Linked DNA regions of Homo sapiens: region 1 is linked to region 2. A link is an interaction called in ENCODE POLR2A ChIA-PET data of the cell type or tissue named here. Cell type or tissue: CD4-positive, alpha-beta T cell. All regions are shown on one strand.

What was found. ChIA-PET counts read pairs that join two places held together with the same protein. Peaks named below come from ENCODE experiments on the same cell type or tissue, not always from the same donor. Only the 100,000 strongest peaks of a DNase experiment are listed, where the experiment ranks them.
Region 1: POLR2A ChIA-PET joins it to region 2 with 11 read pairs; 4 of 35 experiments call an interaction of 5 or more read pairs at or near these places.

The regions. Positions count from the first base shown.
Region 1 is chr12:46,522,867-46,525,366 of GRCh38, forward strand. All of the region lies in intron 3 of SLC38A4-AS1 (SLC38A4 antisense RNA 1), which reads left to right. Among named protein-coding and RNA genes, the nearest start is that of SLC38A4-AS1, 140 kb to the left of the region's middle. In CD4-positive, alpha-beta T cell, no CTCF peak of the experiment used is centred here; a DNase peak (open chromatin) is centred at 1,235; H3K4me3 peaks cover 712 bases; H3K27ac peaks cover 1,734 bases.
Region 2 is chr12:46,585,016-46,587,515 of GRCh38, forward strand. All of the region lies in intron 3 of SLC38A4-AS1 (SLC38A4 antisense RNA 1), which reads left to right. Among named protein-coding and RNA genes, the nearest start is that of SLC38A4-AS1, 200 kb to the left of the region's middle. RefSeq lists enhancers at 250-1,004, 1,005-1,759. In CD4-positive, alpha-beta T cell, no CTCF peak of the experiment used is centred here; a DNase peak (open chromatin) is centred at 996.

The DNA of each region.
Region 1 (2,500 bases), 62 kb before region 2:
AGCCTAACAATAATCTCCAGGACATTATATTTAGAAAATGTTCATTTAAAAATATGTTTAGGGTTACCAAGGGATAAATAAAGGAGATTTTTTTTTTAAATCAAGTTTACCTCTGTATTACTTAATATATTTAGGAATTGTTCCTCAAAAAATCATCAGGGCTGTAGGTAAGTTTGCAGTCACATCTGCCTTTCCTAACATGTTTTCTTTTTTTCTTTTCTTGCTTTCTTTCTTGCTTTTTTTTTTTTTTTTTTTTTTTAGGTGGAGTATGTTGCCCAGGCTGGAGTGCAGTGGCGTGATCTCTGCTCACTGCAACTTCTGCCTCCCAGGTTCAAGTGATTCTCGTGCCTCAGCCTCCTGAGTAGCTGAGATTACAGGAGCATGCCACAGTGTCCAGCTAATTTTTGTATTTTTAGTAGAGAGGGGGTTTCACCATGTTGGCCAGGCTGGTCTTGAACTCCTGACCTCAGGTAATCCGCTTGCCTCGGCCTCCCAAAGTGTTGGGATTACAGGCGTGAGCCACCGCGCCTGGCTTCCTAACATGTTTTCATTTTCACATTTCCTCTTGGAATCCTGTAATGAGCTGGAGATGGGAAAAGGGATTTATGCTTCTGATCTTTTTTGAGACCCACTGGTGGGAGAGTAGGTGTTGTGACCAGTGTCTGTGGTGGCCTCTATAATTCTTAGTCCCACCTTGGACATCCTTGTTGGTTTACGGCATTAGGATGTTGGCCCCTCCCAGGAGGGCCTGTGGAGCCTATAGCCACATTCCTGCAGGTTGCAGCTGCAATGCTTAATCCTGCCAGTCTGACTGTACAAAGGACAACATCCTAAGGATAGTTAGGAGCACAGAGTCAGATGCTGGGTCTCCCACTTAGAAAGTGCATGACCTTGGGCAATTTTGCATAGCTTTTCTAATTCTTAGTTTTCTTACATGTATAACAGGGATACTACTACTACATCGCTATGAGAAAAAATGAGATAATATGTATGAAGCTCTTAGCACACTGCCTGGCATAATGAAAGCATTCAGAAAGTGATGGCTATATTTATTATTTTGACTAACAGGAGACTCAGACTACAATGCAGCACGTCCGGAAAAATGTTTAGACACAGGAAGCTATTCTGGAGAAACTGCTTACATTAAGATTCTTTTGACTGTAAAGAAACGAAACCTTGTTTGAACTAGCTTCCGCCAGAAGGAGACTGAATGAAAGTCATAGGGCAAAGATGAAAGGTAGAGTAAGCCTCACAGGGTGGGGCTGGGAGCTAGAAGGCACAGCTGGGCTACTCTATCTTTTCATATCATCGTGGCCTTCCCATCTCTGCCTCTGTCTATGCTTCTGTTCCCTCCCGCCCCGTCTTGACCAAATTCCTCTGCTTACTCACCTTGCGTATGACTCCAGTGGCCTTCCCGACAGCACTGATAGCAACTGGCTTGTGTGTGTCTTGATACACAATTTGTGAGGGTCTGATTGGCCCAGCTCATCTGTTTGAGCTGGACCACATGAGTCATAAGCCACTGTCTAGCTAACGGATTGAGTTCTCTTTGGTCAGTTGTTCATCATGATCCAGTCATGGCCCATGCAGTTAAGATCATATGGGAGGATAGAGCTGCCTCTTTCAGACCAGTGGGCAGAGCAGGTTTTCTTGAAAAGATTAGGAATATCTAGTACAGTTTTCCTGAGAGACTTGACCACCCTGCTGCTGGCAGTTTTGGTGATTTAGTCCTAATGACAAGGACCCAATTATGGAGAAGTAGAGAAGTCCTAAAAACTGGTGGTGTCTCTACTTGTCTCCCCAAATGTGGCTGCTGTCAAGGTAATTGCTCAGTGAAGAAGTGTTTCTCCATCTGTGCCTTTCAGGGCAGAAGGTCAGAATGGGAAGGACTATGCCAGATTTTTCCAAGCATAGGAAAGAGCAAGTAAAGAGACTGGGGATGGAGATGGGAGGAGGCTAGGGGTAGGAGATAGTTCATGTGGGTAAGGATGCTAAATCAGTGTGGCTAGCTTGTTGAGGAACTGTGACTCCTCAGGGAGGTCAGAGAAAAGCAGGCGTGGGAAGTCCTTTAGGCTCAGGGAAGTGGCTGACCCAAGAGGGGGAATACATTCTAAATTCCTCTGGCACAGAGCCCCAGGGGCCTGGTGTTTCTCTCTGTTCTGACAAGGGAGGTGGCTGTTTGCCTGGCGGAGCTGCTCACTGCAAGCTGCAGCTGTGCCTCATTCTCCCATGTGACATTGAGTTCTCTGGAGAGCTGGACCAGGGCAGCTGGAACAGGTTAGTAAAGACAAGGATTCCCCAGATGTGTAAATCCTAAACCAGACAAGGAGTTCTTCATGTTCTCCCCAAGGAGGAATGGTTTGGAGTCACTGACTACAGTTAAAATGCAAAAGAAGGTCTGTTGCTGTGGAGATATCTGGAATAGGGCCTAGCCCTTGAAGTAATTGATAAACACCTGAAGTCCTCGCTCCTGGTCTTGCCCAAAAGTCTTCACATTTTC
Region 2 (2,500 bases):
TTTTCACTCTTTTTTCTCTAATCTTGTCTTCTTGCTTTATTTCATTAATTTGATCTTCAGTCACTGATATCCTTTCTTCCACTTGATCAAATCAGCTATTGAAGCTTGTGCATCCATCACGAGGTTCTTGTGCCATGGTTTTCTACTCCATCAGGTCATTTATGGTCTTCTCTACACTGTTTATTCTAGTTAGCCATTTGTCTAACCTTTTTTCAAGGTTTTTAGCTTCCTTGTGATAGGTTACAACATGCTCCTTTAGCTCGGAGAAGTTTGTTACTATCGACCTTCTGAAGCCTACTTCTGAAAACTCAACAAATTCATTCTCCATCCAGTTTTGTTCTGTTGCTGGCAAGAAGCTGTGATCCTTTGGAGGGGAAGAGTTGCTGTGCTTTCTGGAATTTTCAGCTTTTCTGCTCTGGTTTCTACCCATCTTTGTGGTTTTATCTACCTTTGGTCTTTGACGTTGGTGACCTACAGATGGGGTTTTGGTGTGGATGTCCTTTTTTTTGATGTTGATGCTATTTTTTTTCTGTTTGTTAGTTTTCCTTCTAACAGTCAGACCCCTCAGCTGCAGGTCTGTTGGAGTTTGCTGGAGGTCCACTCCAGACCCTGTCTGCCTGGGTATCACCAGTGGAGGCTGCAGAACAGCAAATATTGCTGCCTGATCCTTCCTCTGGAAGCTTCGTCACAGATGGGCACCTACCTGTTTGAGTGTCTGTTGACCCCTACTGGGAGGTGTTTCCCAGTCAGGCTACACAGGGGTCAGGGACCTGCTTGAGGAGGCAGTCTGTCCATTCTCGGAGCTCGAACGCCATGCTGAGAGAACCACTGCTCTCTTCAGAGCTGTCAGACAGGGATGTTTAAGTCTGCAGAAGCTTTCTGTTGCCTTTTGTTCTACTATGCCCTGCCCCCAGAAGTGGAATCTATAGAGGCAGTAGGCCTTGCTGAGCTGCGGTGGGCTCCACCCAGTTCCTGCTTCCAGGCCTCTTTGTTTACATTGTGAGCTACTCAAGCCTCAGCAATGGTGGACACCCCTCCCCCCATCCAGCTGCAGCAAGGCAGGTCAATCTCAGACTGCTGCACTAGCAGTGAGCAAGGCTCCGTGGGAGTGGGACCTGCCAAGCTAGGCACAGGAGAATATCTCCTGGTCTGCCAGTTGCTAAGACTGTGGGAATAGTGCAGTATTTTGTCAGAAGTGTACCGTTTCTCCAGTTACAGTCTGTCACAGCAGCCCTTGGCTAGGAAAGGGAAATCCCCTAACCCCTTGTGCTTCCCAGGTGAGGCGACACCTGCCCTGCTTCAGCTCACCCTCCATGGGCTGCACCCACTGTCCAGTCCCAGGATGAACCAGGTACCTCAGTTGGAAATGTAGAAATAACCAACTTCTCTGTCGATCTTGCTGGGAACTGCACACCGGAGCTGTTCCTATTTGCCCCTCTTGGAAGTGGAGTGTATAAATGTCTTCTTTTGAGAAGTATCTGTTCAGGTCCTTCACCCACTTTTTGATGGAGTTGTTCATTTTTTTCTTGTAAATTTGTTTAAGTTCCTTGTAGATTCTCGATATTAGCCCTTTGTCAGATGGGCAGATTGCAAAAATTTTCTCCCATTCTGAACAGGTTGCCTGTTCACTCTGATGATAGTTTCATTTGCTGTGCAGAAGCTCTTTAGTTTAATTTGATCCCATTTGTCTGCTTTGGCTTTTATTGCCATTGCTTTTGGTGTTTCAGTCATGAAGGCTTTGCCCATGCCTATGTCCTGAGTGGTATTGCCTAGGTTTTCTCCTGGGGTTTCTAAAGTTTTAGGTTTTATGTTTAAGTCTTTAATCCATCTTGAGTTAATTTTTGAATAAGGTGTAAGGAAGGGTCAGTTTTCTGCATATGGCTAGCCAGTTTTCCCAGCACCATTTATTAAATAGGGAATTATTTCCTTATTGCTTGTTTTTGTCAGGTTTGTTGAAAATCAGGTGATTGTAGTTGCGTGGCGTTATTTCTGAGGGCTCTGTTCTGTTCCATTGGTCTATATATCTGTTTTGGTACCAGTACCATGCTGTTTTCATTACTGTAGCCTTGCAGTACAGTTTGAAGTCAGGTAGTGTGATGCCTCCAGCTTTGTTCTTTTTGCTTAGGATTGTCTTGGCTATGCAGGCTCTTTTTTGGTTCCATATGAAATTTAAAGTAGTTTTTTTCTAATTCTGTGAAGAAAGTCAACAATACCTTGATGGGAATGGCATTGAATCTATAAATTACTTTGGGTAGTATTGCCATTTTCGTGATATTGATTCTTCCCTTCCATGAGCATGGAATGTTTTTCTATTTGTTTGTGTCCTCTCTGATTTCCTTGAGCAGTAGTTTGTAGTTGTCCTTGAAGAGGTCCTTCATTTCCCTTGTAAGTTGTATTCCTAGGTATTTTATTTCTTTGTAACAATTGTGAATGGGAGTTCACTCATGATTTGGCTCTCTGCTTGTCTATTATTGGTGTATAAGAATGCTTGTGATTTTTG